Linked DNA regions of Homo sapiens: region 1 is linked to region 2. Evidence: chromatin loops called from intact Hi-C (ENCODE). Cell type or tissue: endothelial cell of umbilical vein. All regions are shown on one strand.

Region 1 (8,000 bases), 210 kb after region 2:
ATTCAGAGGTCTGGGAAGTCTGTGTAAACTTCAGCACGTGCTGTGTACACTGTGGGTAGCTTCAAGGGTATAACCTTTCAGAAACTTCTTAGGGTTTAGTCTTGCTCAGTGACTCTGTCTGCTCACGGAGCTGGCTGGTTGGGGGTGGGGGGGGCAGTGTAAGGGGACAAAGGGAGTATGATGCTTAGGTGAAGAGGTAAGCAAACCCTCTAGACCCTAACTGAATGCCCAACAAAGGAAAAACCATTCTCTGGAGGAGCTTTGCAAATTATCAGGCTTCCTTGTGCCCTTAAATGACCAATATGGGACTCCAAGAAACCACAGAGAAGATATAAAAGAAATCAGGTAACAGTGTCTTGTTTTCCCTTTTACATCCCTGTGGAATTTTCATGGGTCTCTGCTTTGTGGGAAAGCTGGGAAAGTTTATCGATTCTTATCCCGGAGGTGGGCAATTGTCACAGCAATGAAGATGTGAACAAATGTTTGGGCAGGCAAAATGTGTATGGTGGTTAAGAACATGCACTTTGGAGGAATATTTACATTTAATTACCAACCTGCCTCCCAGAATTAGTTAGGCTTCTTTGGGGAGGTAAGTTGACCTCTCTGAGTCTTATTTATCTCATCTGTAAAATGGGAATAGTATCACCCTCACAGGAATATTGTAAAAGCAAAAGACCACATATGTGCAATCCTCGGCATACAGAAGGCATTTAATGAATGGTAACCACTGTACCTCTCAAGCAGCTCTAGAAGAACAGGCCTTCTTTTGGACTTTCTGGAATAAGATTACTAGAATTAGAAAAGAATGGGCTATGAACTATTTTTCATCTCTATTTTAATTTACAATTGATCAGTTAAGAAGCAACATAGAAATATGCACAGATATCTAACAGGAAGTTCCGAGGGATCTAAACCATGTTAAAAACACAACAAAAGATTACAATTCAAGAAAATGTGGCATCATGGTGGTTGGTTTTATTGTTCAGAAACTTTAAATTCAGAGTTTTTAAAGCCCAAAGTATTGATGAGATGTCCAAATATTTCAGGTATGGTTGAAGTGAGCACAACAACTTTCTGTTATTTCTAATCTGTATTCAACTCTCCAGGAACAGCCCACAGGCATTTCTGTCTCAAGGAGCTAGCCACTTTCATTATAAAACCCAAAATTCAACCAGTGAACATTCACCAGGACGCAAGCTCTAAGCCCTGCTCAGCTAAGAATATCCACCTGATATATTGACCAAAGATGAAAATGCTAAGACATTGCTGGGAAGTTCAAAGTAGTTGACTTGGGTTGGGTAATCTGTCTAGACTGGAGAAGTCTGAAAATGGCCTCCTCTTGTCTAAGTGAGTTTGTAGCAGTAGATGTTAACAGTCAATGGTTCCAACAGAAGCTAATGATCAGAAATGAGGGCTAAGACTCCAAAAGAATGACCTTGGTTCAGAGGCAGTGCACTGAAAGAGTCTGTAGCATCCAGGAGTTTTTCTGCCATAGTCATTCCTGTATACAGTCTCTTGGCCATGAGGGATTGGTTCCAGGAAAACCCCTTGCCTAAGATACCAAAATTCATATACGCTCAAGTCCCTGATATAAAATGGTGTAGTATTTGCAAATAACCTATGCACGTCCTCCCATACACTTTAAGTCATCTCAAATTTACTTATAATACTTAATACAATGTGAATGATATGTAAATAGTTGTTATACTGTATTGTTTAGGGAATAATGACAAGAAAAAGTCAGTACATGTTCAGTACGGATGCAAATATTCTTTAAAAAAAATTTTTTTTTTGCTCTGAAGTTGGTTGAATCCATGAATGCAGAACCCATGGATACGAAGAGCCAAGTGTACATTGTTTGCAGGGGGGAAGGTGTTAGCTCTGAATTTCTGCACCCCTATCCCCTTTAGGGGCACTATTTCTACATCTTTTCTTCCCTATATGACATAAGGATGCTGGGGAAAATCTACTGTGCACTAGAAAGGCCATGAGACGCAGATCATAGTGTGACTTTTCTGTGGTGCTTTGACACAGACTGAAGCTCCCCATCCCTACCTCCAGCTCACTTTAGGGAGGTCCCAGGTCCACAGTTTTCCTGGGGTGTTTGCAGAGATCATCCTGAGGAGCATGAAATAAAGAAATATGTTAAAGAAAAAGGAGAGATCTGGCTAGACTTTGGGCAAGGCTGCAATGCTTCTGTCTCAGAGACAATGGAATGGAAACAACTTCCAGATTTAAATACACTCCCTTGGGACTGACCAGAGCAGGGAGAAGGGATTTATAGGAAGGAAGTTTATACCAGAGAATTCATCCCAGTTCAACAAAATGTGCACTGCGTACTCTAGAAGTACAATGTGCTAAGTGCCGCAGGAAGGTACAAATGTACCTTTCCCTTGGAACAGTAGTTTTTAACCTCTTTGGGAGTCTCAGACAACTTTGAGAATCAGAGGAAAGCTACAGATCCTTAGAAAAATTTCTGCACAAAATTTCAGCAGGATCACACTTTCCTGAAACTCTCCTGGGCAAGAACCCCTGCTCCATGAGAAACAGCAGGTCTAAGACATGGCAGAAAGTTGTCAAGATTGATGTTTTAAAAATGTATGAGGTATGTAAGATAGCCAGTAAAAATGGCAAAGGCAACTGGAACTCTGTAGCTACTTAAATCACTGGTATTTCTGCCTCTCAGGCACTACTTCAGCAAGTCTCAGGAGGTATGGAAAAGACTGATGACACAACTTTGAAAATTGGTGGCTTTGTTTTTTTGGTTTTTTTTTTTAATCCCACCTAACAGAGATCCCAAAGTCCTGTTTTCTTAAATAGCAAGAAAGTTTGAAAGAGGCAAACAATTCTTCAAAGGTCATGAGGAATCTAACTAGGATGTCCAGGAATGGAGTGGGAGAAGCGTATCCCTATTTTTAAAAAATAGGGATGATGGGGAGGGTGTGGCCAACTGACTAGATCAAGATGTGGGGCAGGGTCTGGACTGAAAGCTGAGGGGCCACTCACACTGGCAGCTTTGGGGACAGCCAAGGTTGCCCCATGCTTCAGTGGGAAGGTGATTTTTCTCAGAGTGCAACTACATTTCATGTTTGACTGATGACCTCTGTCCCATGAGCTATTTATGCTCTTCAGACAGCAGTCAGGGAACAAGACAGTGAAGATGGAACCTGGAGGCATTCAATAGGGAAAAAAAGAGAGAAAGAAAAAAAGAAAGAGCGAGGAAGGAAAGGAAAGGGAAGGAAAGGAAAGGAAAGGAAAGGGAAGGGAAGGGAAGGGAAGGAAAGGAAAAAGAAGAGAGAGAAAAAGAAGTGGGGGAGTGAGAGACGAAGGAAGAAAAGGAGGGAGGGGAACCCCGGGCAATTACAGTAATGTATGAAAAGGTAACCTACGAAATCAGAGTTAAGAGCCTTCTCCACGCCATGCCTGGTGCTTTGCCATTTCCACATTCAATACGTTTTTTTTTTTTTAATTTCTTCCTTCACAGTAATTCTGTGAGGTGGGCACTATTATATTACAAATGAGGAAACTGAGGCTCAGAGGGTTCAGTGATTCGTCCAGGGTTGCACAGCTGGTGGGTGGCAGAGCTGAAACCTGTGCCCCAAACAGCCCTACCCAGCTCTCTTGATCCTTTGTTAAACGGTAACGACACACACTCTTACCTATCTCTCTATGTCCCCAACCTATCTGGAACTCCCTGTAACCTCTTGCAAAACTAAATCTAAGCCCAGAATCTCTTCTGTTCCAACCGTCTATTTCTTAAGCCCCGCTTGGGGCCCAGGCGCTGCCACAGGCCGAAGGGCGAGGTTCGGGCCGAGGCAGCCCACGCCCGTCCTCTCCTCCCTCCTCTCCTGGGAGTGGAAAGCTCGTCCCGGGACGCCCCAGCTCCGGGCCGGCTTCGCCTGCGCCCGCGTTGCTGGCAGCGCCGGGGTTAACCCTCCCGCCCTGCGGAGCAATGATTTCTGTTTTATTTCAGCAGGGGAAGTGTGTGCTGCCTGATTAGCCTGATGGTTTCCTCTTTTCCCATAACCTCCAGACCCCCATGGCCCAAGTGTTTACTCTCTGAAATAAAAAATCTGCTGGTGTTTTTCTTTTTGTGTGCTCGTGTATTTTGGGAGGATTGCAGGGGAGGAAGGCGGGGTGGGGTTAGGGACCGGGAGGCTGGGGGAGGGGAGCGGGCCGCCTCCTCCAGCTGCAGGCTCCGGGCTGAGACCCCTGGCTGCAGTGCAAGAAAGCAACTTATTAATGAGGGAGCTGGGTCTCCTGCCTCGGCAGCTATAAACACAGTGAACATCTGGAGAGAGAGCCCGTGTCTCTAGGCGGCCAGACACAGCACTACAGGCTGTCCCTGCGGCGCAGCCCGCCCCCACCCTCCACTCTCACGCGCCCCTCGCCCCTCGCCCCTCGCCCCTCGCCCCTCTCCTGGGCTCCGGCTCCCACCTCATCGGCCCACCCGAAGATGTCCATTCACCCAGTGCCGCGGCCGGAGCCGAGCGGGGCCTGACGCCAGCCGGCGGCGTCCACCGTCCCACCCCCGTGCGAGGAGTTCCAGGAGAGGGGTCAAACTGCTTGAATCGCATAAGAACCCGGTGCCCCAGGGACCTTTTCCCAACTCGGACCAAATATTTGTGGTTTGAAAAAGTTGAGAGAACGTTTTTTCTCTCCGCAGCCCCCTGGGAGTCCCAGCGCAATGCTGTTACTTCCTAGGATGTTCGAGAAGCTGCGAGTTCGAGGGCGGGCCGGCGGAAGGCTTGCCTTTCCACTGTCACTCCACGAACCCAGCCCAGAGGCTTCGGTTTGTCTGTCTTGGTTTCCTTCCTTCCCGGGGACCTAAAGGGGTGATTTACATTTGTAAAGGCCTTTCCAAGCCCTCCTTCCTCGGGGCTGTTGGGGTCACTCCTGAGAGCATGGGGTCTCTGGTCTCTAACCTGGGTGTGCAGCTCTTTCTGGCCCTCACCAGGCTGGCCTCTCCTTTGGCTGGTGAAATGAGGCACAGTGGGCAGATGCTAGCACATTAGCCTTGAGCAAGATAAGAGTGGGCAGGACTCAGATGTGAGTGGGCATCTGGTTTCTTCGATTCACCTAAATCCACACTCACACCATGGCGAAAGGAAAAAGAAGAAAAGCAGCGTTTATTTATTGGTCCCCTGCGATAGGCCACGACCTTTTAACTATACTACCCTCATGCAGTGGACACAAGAACTCTTTGGAAAGAGTGTATTTCACCTGTGAAAGGTGAGGGTTGGGAAGCTCAGTGGACTTAGCCAAGGCCGAAGGCCTGTACCGGGATGTGCTGCTGGGGTCTTGAGGCATAGGCTGGCTCTTCCCACAACACCAGGCCAAACCCTCTGCTTAGACTTAACACTCTTCAATTATACTCAAAATGTATACCAAAAGACCTTGTAATCTGAATATGAAATAGTACCAGCTCAAAAGCTACCAAGGCAGCAGGAGGTGGGAGGAAAAAGAAAGAGGCCATGTAGGAAGCAGGAGCAACTTCAGTCCACAGCTGATCAGAGGCATGCCCTCCACTTATGGAGAATAGGGTCAGGCATTTGCAGAATCTCAGTATCAGATGAGCAAACTGACAGAGCGAGTGTGCGGGAGATATTAGGCATGTGGACTCTCCCTAGCGGACTGCTTGGGCTAGGCTGGCCTTGCTTTCCTTCCTCTTTCCCTGGCCCTCTCAGAGATGGGATGGGGATATATGGCAAGGCTGTTCCTGCATCAGGCTTCTCTCAGTACTCTCCCCTGGGAGTAGCTTGTCAGGGCAGCTAGGCCCCAACCTCGGCCTTCTGTGAAAGGCTGGAACCTCAGGTAGGGTTACAGCTTGCTCCTCCCAAACAGCACAGCCATCCAGGCAGAATCCAAAAAGGTCCATGTTTCCCCATCTCCCTTAATGTTTGGACTTTATTTAAAGACAGGAGTTTAATTCCCTAGTCTTGTCCTAGAAAATAGTTGGGCATTAGCATAGACAGTTCCTCACTGAGCTAGAAAATTGAAAGAATAAAATAAAATAAAGAGACTGGAGTGGCCCAGTTGTGTTTCTAATTCACTTTGCCTGGACTCCCTGTAAGTCTTCTCTAAGAAGAACCGTCCAGCCTTTTCTCAGGGACAGCATTAGTCCAATATTGTAATCGTCCAATGTTACAACATCCCTAAAGCACACACACTCTCAGGACCGTTCTGTTCTGAAGAACAAAGAACCTGACACACACCCTTTAGAAAAGAAAAGCACACCCTGAATGAGGAAAGAAGAGAGGGGTGCAGCAGATGATAGTCTGAAACACCATTCTGTAAAACCACAGACCTGCCATAAGAATAAACATTTCAGAGCAAGGTGAGTCTCCATTTAACAAGTCTCTCTGGCACTCCCTCAGCGCTCTCAACACTTAAAAGCCAAATTGGAGGCATCTGTGCTTCCTGCTGAGACATCCCACCTGGTTGTGGATAGCCCTTTCCAAACACTGGCCCAGGTTTGATCTCTCCCAGCCGCTAGGCCATATGAGAAAGCCCCAGGAGGGACTATGAACTCGGAATCTCAGCGTATCTCCCACTTGAACTTCCAAAGTTTATTTGGGAAAGACATTCTTTAGTTCCACCATTTTGTTAGTAAATTTGTTTTAGAGATTTTAGTGAGATCCAAAGCCACACATTAATACTGCCAAACTTTATGTCATAAATAAGTGTAATATTTCACATGGAAACCATTTGCTCTAGCATGTAAATGTACACCCACACACACACTTGCATAGAAGTTGTTTTAAAGGAGAACTGAGGCTTCCCCTTTTCCATGTATTTTCTCAGTATCCCGGGCATGGCACTGGTCACCAAACGTGTTCAACCAATCAGTGGGTCACTCTCTGACTCAATGAAACCCAGTTTGGACTCCCAAAATGCACTTTGGGTCAATGAGTCATAATAGCAAATATTCATATCAGGCTTGCTAAGTGACGGCACTGTTTTATGCTTTACACATACTAACTTAGTGGTTCTCAAAGTGTGATCTCTAGACCAGCAGCATCAGCAGCACCTGAGAACTTGTTAGAAATGCAAATTTTTGAGCCTTAGCCTAGAATCACTGAATCAGAAACCCTGGGGGTAGAACTCCATAACCAGTGTCTTAACAAACCCTAAAGTGATTCTCATGTACCCTGGGAGTTTCTGCTTCGATAAGTCTGGGGTACGGCTCGAGATTTTGCATTTCTAACAAGTTCTCAGATGATAGTGATGCTGCTGGTCTGGGGACCATGCTTGGAGAATCATTGGTATAGATCCGGAAACTGGGTTACAAGATTAAGTTGTCTAAGGTCACACAGTTATAACGGAAGAGCTGATGCAAACACAAGCAACCTGGGTCCAGCGTCTGGGTTCTTTCCTACTACACTAAATAGATGTCCTTTCTCATGAAGAATGGGAAGTGGCAGATAGGCTGTGAATGTGGTTGAGTGAAGGTTTTACTGTGTTCAGTGACCAAAGACATAGCAAACTGCATTCTACAAGAAAAAGTATTGTCTTGTTTCTCAAATCAATCAAAGACCATGGTAATAAGACTATAGGTTCCTCCTCATGAAGGTAAGTTGTGTTTCCTATGTTCTCTAGCTCCAGGCTGCTTCCCAGCTCTAAGCAAGTATTTTGCAAAAGTGTACTTTGCTCACAACATCACATCCATAAGTTTGGCTGATTTCAGACAAATCCATCCTTGAAATGAAAAATAATTTGATACTATAACACTTTGGAAGAGTGCTAAGTAAGCATCGTATTTTCTGATATGAACTATGACCATTCATGAGCATCATAAGGGTGAAGTTGAAATCAAATATGGACCGCTGGCATTGATGGGATGGACGAGGTCTTGTGTCCTGTGTGCTCAGCTGGGTCTCTGATGTCGGTTTTGGAAAACAGGCAGTGTCTGACTTCAGCTAGGTCTAGGCACCACTCTGAGGCTCGCTACCGTTACCCTGTGTATCCAACAGGACTGTGGGTAGGAACCAGTCATGACA
Region 2 (8,000 bases):
ACACTTAGAATAGTGCCTGGTGAAAACACAGTAGAGTTAACTGTTATTTCTTAACTCATTCTTAGTTTACCACCATCATCCTCAGGCTGTTTGCCTGTGGTTTGTTTAGCTCACCCTTTCTTGAAAACAGACCTTTACCTGAAAACATTCTGATATCAAAACCCACAATACCTGGCATTTGTGACCATGAGCGCTTCACTGGAAGTTGGTGCATGGACTTCCTTCCCTTAACATCTGCTGAAGGCATTCTGCATGAACGCTCTCAGCAGTTTCCCCCTTCAATGGTTTGTCAGAAGCCAGGGAAAAAAAAATATGAGTACTTAAAATGTCTTTGTATATTATGTTTATGACTCCCCATGATTTTTTCCAAAACAAAAAGAAAATTTCCTTCTACATGCCTGCACCTTTGTCTTCTTCTCTCTTCCCTTTTTTTTACTTTTTGAAGAGACTCACTCCCAAGTCTTCATTCCTTGCAAAAATCGATAGAGTAACCTAAATTTGGAATTTCAAAACTAAACTTACTGAGCCAAAGTTTTACATAGTTTTTATTAACTGATTATAAAATACATGTTTATTATTAGAATTTTAGAGAAAGTATCAAGAAAAAAGAAGAGAACTGCCATTCCAACACCCTGAAAAAATCATCACTAATGTTTTACAGAATCGTTTCCAGTCTTTTTAAATTTACATGTATTTTATCATTGAGAATATAGCCTATATGCAATTTTTATGCTGCATTTTTTCATTTTGTCAAATAATATCACTGATCCAAATTATATATAAGTGATTTTAATGACACCATTAATTTAACAGTGCCATCATTATATTCTGTCATTTGTTTTTAATTAAATATCCTGTTATTAGAAAAATTTTCTACTTTTAAAATTATTTCTATAGAACTGGAATATGATAAACCTCTTTAGTTATAAATTGTTGTCCAGATTTTTATGAAAGTTTCCAAAAATAAAATTGCTGGGCTGAAAATACAAATATTTTAAGACTTTTGATAAACTGTAATAGAAAAAATTGCTTGCTTAGAAAGTATAAGCATGAATTTCATTACTGGGTATATACCCAGAGGAATACAAATTATTCTACCATAAAGACACATGTATGTGAATGTCCATTGCAGCCCTATTCACAATAGAAAAGACAAGGAATCAATGTGAATGCCCATCAGTGACAGACTGGATAAAGAAAAGGTGATGCACATACACCATGGAATACTATGCAGCCATAAGAATAAGATCATGTCTTTTGGAGGGACATGGATGGAGCTGGAGGCCATTGGCATTAGCAAGCTAACGCAGGAACAGATAAACAAATACAGTGTGTTCCCATTTATAAGTGGGAGCTAAATGATGAGAACTAATGGATACAAAGTAGGGAACAACAGACATTGGCGGCTACTTGAGAGTGGAGGGTGGGAGAAGGAAGAGGAGAAGAAAAATAACTATTGGGTACTAGGCTTAGTATCTAGGTAACAAATTAGTCTGTACAACCAATCCCCGTGAGATGAGTTTACCTATATAACAAACCTGCACATGTTCCCCAAACCTAAAATAAAAGTTACCAAAAAAAAAAGTATATGCCTGTTTATAGTTTCACCAGCAGCATATCAAGGTTAAAGATAGAGTTAGGGTGCCCTTAGTAAGATCTAAATTTACATATTGGTTAATCTTTTCTCACTGAAAGTCAAAGCCTATGTCTTTTAAATATATGTTTTAAATAATAAATATTAAAATAAATATAACGTGGCTTGCTTAACCTCCATTTGAGTTTCCTATGTTTTATTTCACTAAATGGGACTTCGAATGAGACCGCACTTTATCATATGTGCCATGGGATACAGAAGGAACAGCGCCTCCCATCAGAGACATCCATGGCATGGTGAGCCCTACAGTCTTAGAGGGCACCCTGAACATGCATCCGTGGTTAAACAGCCCTGGAGGACCATGCTCAGACCCCTGCAATACACATGCACCCCAGATCCCAGCTTCCAGCTGGCTCCTTACAGAGACTGCATATAAAACAGAGGCACTTAGAGAGCATTCGTTCTCCTGCTCACTCACTCAATACCTACTAAGGGCCAATTCCATGGGAGAAACTATGCTCAGCACCAAGGAAACCATATCAGTAGGAGAGGCTCAGGGCCTGCCTTTGTAAAGCTTACATTTTAGAGAAAGAAATGACTGTTATGTAATTGATTACCTAATTAGATTTTTAATCATGTTTATGATGAAGCACTCTAAAACAGAATAATAATTGATACAAGGAACATTCAATCTGGGGAGTTCATAATTTCTGCAAAAGGTATATTTTATGTCACAAATATCTTTGTACATGGAAATCACCCTGTAACTTAGAAACACCTGGTATGCTTTAACATGAAGAAATGGAGCACATGCCAGCTCCTCTAACTCAGTCTGTGTGTCAGGGTAAAATATATATTTCCAGTGCTGGGCAAAGATGGAAAAGAAAAATAAGTTGACCTAAAATCTTTCTGTTTCTGTAAGTTTAGCGTCTCATAGATCCTCAGTGACCAACCCCATGTGGTGAGGAAAAATGAAGCCTAAAGAATTTCAGTCGTCTATCTTTTGCATAGCTAATCGTAGAAAGAACTAGGAACTGTCCCACAAAAAAAAAAACAAAATAATAATCTAGGTCCTTCAGGCAGCTTTGCAAATAGCCACTTACTCACCTGCTTAACCAGCAAGTAATAATTCATGCTGGACAAGTGACGAAGAATCCCACTTTGGTTTATTGCCTTTCCCATAGCTCTTCAAATGTTTGATCTCATTTGCAAGGTTATATTCTGAATACAAAAATGCATCTCTCCCCACGGCCAGTGAAGGGCGGCATACTAATCTTCCATTCCCATCCACACACCAAGTGAATCTGGGGAGACTAAACCAAAGTTCAGCTCTGGGGCATTGTTTGTTTCCCTGCAGATCCTCTTTCCCTTCCTTTGGTGCCTATTTGCTTACCAGGGTGAACACAAGGCAGAAAATGCAGCCCTGAGCCCACTGTCACCACCGGTGAGGAATGGTGTCCTCTGAACACTCAACTAGCTTCCACCAGCTTCCGGTAAGTGAAGCAAAACAGAGACCTTTGACATGTAGAGACCAGGGAGAGGTTCTTGAAGGAACAATGGGACATACTGTGGACTGTTTACAGACCCTGCTACCCTCTGTTGTGGCTACTGAGTCACCGGCAATTTGTATAGTTTGATTCACAACCCCCAGGCCCCCCTGGACCGCCAGCGCCAGTATCTGCTTCTGCTCCATTATTGTCACTGATGGACTCATCCTGGCCTTCCCCACCCCCCACACCCACTGCCGCCATCATCATTTCCCCTATTGTTTGCCGAGCCTGGCCCTGACCCCTGGGTATTTATAAAGGCCACTTCCCACTGCATCATTGTGTGCTCTGTGGCCCTCAGCTCCCCACATTTCCTGACAACGTGGGGGTGGCGGGGAAGGGCTTGTTAACAACCCGAGTCCAGCTCCCAACTTCCTCCATGTCCTGTTTACTGCACTCTGCAAGCATCTCCCTGGCCACTCCTCAAGCAGAGTCCGCAGGCTCTGACTTATCCCAATGTGGGCTGCAGTGAGGGAAATCCTATTTCAGCCTCGCAGTTTGCCTGCAGTAAAACAAGCCAAAGAGCAAAGGGCTTCTTGTGTAATGGAATGGGACTCAAAAGGTGTTTCTGTCTCTGGATTAAACCACTGGTGTTTTGAGTCCAAGCTGGAGATGTCGGACTTGGAGAGTTACACATGCAGCCTCTTTCCCTGTGTTTCTCAGTGTATGGAATTGCTGACAATTGCAGTCTCCACATTACCTCTTGGGTTCTCTGGAGCTTGGAGCCTGAAGGTATACACTGCCAGGGCTATCATACATTTAGACAAAAGTCCTGCCCTGTGGGCAAACGTGAGGGAAGGTAGACAGAAATACGGCATTTCTGTATTTTCTAGAATGTATTTTCTTTTTTCCTCCACCTTTTCCTTGCTTTCCATTAGAAGCGTCATCCGCTTTTGTGGAATGATGCATTACATTATACACATTGGTAAATGGAACGAAGAGTTGCTTTGTGCATCTGTGACTATAATCTTTCAACATTTGTTTTTTGTTTGTTTTCTGACTTAAGTTGATAAGGAGCTCCTTTCATTTTTCCAAACCAAGATGAAAGAAACAGGCTCACTCAGAGAGTTTAAAAACTCACTTAAGGTCATGAGCCAGTTGCAAAGCCCCTTCCCTATCTAAAAGCACTAGGGCTTATAGCTTTGGTCATTTGCTGTTTCTTCCCTTGGTGCTTTGCTGTGCCCGATCTGCCCATCCGTCCTTTCACCATTCATGTACTCTTCTGGGAGCGTGATGGGATTCCTGGGGTTACATCCACCAAAAGCACAAACTCTGTTTAGAAGGATTCATGGCTGAGCCCTTGAGACTCCCAGCTGTCAGAGAAGAACTTTCAAGGCTCAATCCACTGGGATGAGCTTCTCGTCAAATCAGGCGCTAGCCCAGGCCGGCTGTTGTGATGCGTGGTCTCTCCCACTGTGCAGCCTCTCAGCAACTGAGATTTCGGCTGCCCCATGTTGTTTATTATTGCAGTCAGAGCTCTGCCTAGGGTGGGAAACGAGCAAAAGGTGACTGGAGCCCCCATCGTACCCTCCAAGACTACTTTCATCCCTGGATTGTTTGGTTGGGCAAAACCACGATCTTTTCTCAGCATCCGGGTACCAATAGCCAGACACTCTTCTCCATACATTCATTTGGCCACTCTCTCTGTCCCTGATCATCCACACTTCCTTGGGCACACAGCTGAATATGGATGAGTGTTTGGCCTGAGCTGCCTCATCCTCCCGGTCCAATAGCCTCCACCCCTGCCCTCTCTCTCAGCACGCTTCCTGTTTCATTCCCAGTCCAGCGGCTGTGCCAGACTGTGAAGCTCCCAGCAGGCAGCAGGCCAGTCTCAGGACCATGACAGGGTGAGTAATGCACAGGCCAGCCAGCAGGTCAGAGGGCAGCCGCTCCTGGAATTGCATCTCCTTAGATGAGGAGGCCGGTAACTGTGATCACCCAGTGGAATTAGTTCCCAGAGCTGATGGGCAAGATAAAGCACATTAGCAAAATGTGTCCTCTCTGACTTTATACCACAGGGGGCAGGGCCTTGCCTGGAGGATCTGGACTCACCATTGACTCTCCCCCAAGCTCCCGCCACTACATGATCATCTTATCAGCACCATCGTAGTCATGTAACTCTAGAATGTCAGAGCTAGAAGGGGCCAGACAAACCCCTTTTATAAATGAGGAGACAGTGCCCTAAAGGGCTCAAGCAGCTTCCTGAAACTTGCACCCCACTGTCCTGTCCATCTCAGTGACCCCTTCACTACATTTTGCCACCATGACTGTGAGAGACCTCCCCAGGGTAAAAAGAGCAGGTTGGGAGTATGAGCTACAGAGGTGAGGATGTCCCTATTTCTCAGATTAGCTTCAAAAAGGGAAATGCCAGGAAGGAGCTCCCCACCCCACAGACATATCCTTACTTGCAGGCAGGGGGAGAGATGGTACACTGCAATCGCCAGCCCTAGAGACCAGCTTCTTCTCCATCCATCACTCTAACCTACTCCATGTAAAGCTAAAGTCATACAGCCACAGAGAAAAATACTAAGAATAGTAAAGAAACATGCCAAAAAAGACAGCAGCATCACCAAATAGCCTATAAATGTGCACAGACTTGTGTAATCAAGCAAACACCATCCAACTCAAACTAGGTAGGTACCAGTTTCTGATGTATAAGCATATTCATTCATTCATTCATTCAATCAACAAAGACATATATGAAGGTTCAGTCTACACTTATTCATATTTTATGCCAGCCACTAAATAGTTAGCAGGATAATTCATCTGTGCAATAGTTATATTGGTGCCTACAGTTTGGTAGGGGTAATAGATATAGTAAAAACAGTACAGCCTGATGTAAGAATATATCAAAAAATACACACACACACACACACACACACACACACACACACATCCATAAAATAGAGATGTGCACAAAGAGATTAAGCTTGCTTGGGATGGATGAGGAGAACATCAAGAATGTCTTTGCAGAGGAGATACTATCGGAGCCAAATTTTGAATGATGACACACTCTGGGGAGTAGACTAAGAATTGAGCAGGCATAGCAGACAGACAACAGCAAAGAGAAGAGGACACAGGAGCCTTAGGCTGTTCAGAGAGTCATGCAGCATAACTGGAACGGGAGGTAACCATGGCTCTGTGTGTAGAGCTCAAATCACAAAAGGCCATATTTGCAAGAGCATGGCCTTGATGTTGAAGGTACTGCAGAGCCATTAAAGACTAGCATAAAAAGAATGACAGAATTAGGCTTGCAATGAAGAAATACTCTGCTTCTCAAATGAAAAGCAAATTGAAGGGAGGTGAGGCTGATGGTCAGGAGGCTATGGAGCAGTCCAGATGAGGGCTTCCATTTGTAAAGTGCCTGATCATACCAGATACTAAACTCATCACTTTTATGACAACAAGTATGAATGAGCAGATGCTAGTTTCCAGACACTGTTCTGGGCAATGTAGACACAGTGGCTGATAAGCCTGACAGAGTCCCTGACCTTGAGCAGCTTACACTCTAATAGGGGGAGTTAAATACATAAGACAATTTCAAGGATGGATAAATCCTAGAAACTGATCATCTCATTATGTTACTTGCCCACAATTATATGGAAAGTAAGAGAAAGAGCCAAGATTTGAGCCCAGAACTGAATCCTCAGTCTATGATCTAGCCCACATGGACTTTAGGATAGAAGAACAACTTGGGCTCAGATGCGGTGGGAAGAAGGTGCAGAGGAGCTGGGGAGATAAGAGTCTGGATGATCCTAACGGCAGACTCTTCACAGTGTGCTGTTTAATCAGCTATTATTGGCTGTGGGTCAGCTAGCTGAGTAAGTTTATAATTTGCTATAAGTCTTAGAATTTTCGTTAACTCATTTATTCACTCATTCACTAATGAACATTTACTCTGTTCTTGGCGCTTGATCTCTAAGCATGGAGGTAAATATAGAGCCTTTCCCTTTAATTTGTTCATAAAAAAGTGGGAAATCAACCAAATAAACAGAAACATAGAGAAAAGCAGGATAGGTGCCCTTAAGATAGTTAATACTGTACTGAATAGCTGCCTGCCAGATGCGGCATTACATGAAATATGGCAGGAAATATCAAAAGACATCTCTGTTTGTTACTGTTACTTTTTTTTTTTTTTTTTTTTTTTTTGAGACGGGGTTTCGCTGTTGTTGCCCAGGCTGGAGTGTAATGGCGCGATCTTGGCTCACCACAACCTCCACCTCCCTGGTTCAAGCAATTCTCCTGCCTCAGCCTCCCGAGTAGATGGGATTACAGGCATGCACCACCACACCCAGCTAATTTTGTATTTTTAGTAGAGACAGGCTTGCTCCATGTTGGTCAGGCTGGTGTCAAACTCCTGACCTCAGGTTATCCGCCTGCCTCGGTCTCCCAAAGTGCTGGGATTACAAGCGTAAGCCACTGCACCCAGCCTGTTACTGAGTCAGGCAGAGAATGGCAATCAATCCAAGAAGAATGTGGGAAGGCCAAGATATGTGTAAGACAGTGTGAGAAAACATTGAGGCCTGAGAAACTTAAGGAAGATGTTTAGACTCTAGAAATATCTGTCATTCCAAATGGCACTTCCATGCATACAGAAATGTAGCTTATTTCTTATACAGAGTTTTGTTTTCCAAACCAGAAATGCCAGAATAAACCAGCTACATAAGAGTTTTCCTCTTAAGGAGGTCCATTCTGTATTTGGTTGAATTGTGTTCATATTACATAAAAGAGTTCTAAACCTAATCTTTTAAAATTGCCCCCAAAGCCTGAAGCACATTGTCCCAGATATCTTTTCTAGTGCTTCATTTTTAGTCCTTCAAATATAAATTTGATTTATAGAGACAGTCTAAATCTGTTAG

What was found. A loop is a pair of places that touch in the nucleus more often than their neighbours do. Peaks named below come from ENCODE experiments on the same cell type or tissue, not always from the same donor. Only the 100,000 strongest peaks of a DNase experiment are listed, where the experiment ranks them.
Region 1: a loop joins it to region 2, with 6 times the contacts of the local background. A loop is called at or near these places in 2 of 110 quality-filtered maps.

Annotation. Positions count from the first base shown.
Region 1 is chr11:128,544,877-128,552,876 of GRCh38, forward strand. All of the region lies in intron 3 of ETS1 (ETS proto-oncogene 1, transcription factor), which reads right to left. Among named protein-coding and RNA genes, the nearest start is that of ETS1-AS1, 23 kb to the left of the region's middle. RefSeq lists enhancers at 6,133-6,674, 7,556-7,625, 7,738-7,827. In endothelial cell of umbilical vein, no CTCF peak of the experiment used is centred here; a DNase peak (open chromatin) is centred at 4,025; H3K4me3 peaks cover 570 bases; H3K27ac peaks cover 640 bases; H3K27me3 peaks cover 233 bases.
Region 2 is chr11:128,331,373-128,339,372 of GRCh38, forward strand. It overlaps LOC124902787 (a long non-coding RNA gene), which reads right to left and starts at 2,909. Exons shown (of 2, transcript XR_007062946.1): 1 at 2,702-2,909. In endothelial cell of umbilical vein, no CTCF peak of the experiment used is centred here; DNase peaks (open chromatin) are centred at 3,409 and 4,999; H3K27ac peaks cover 3,342 bases.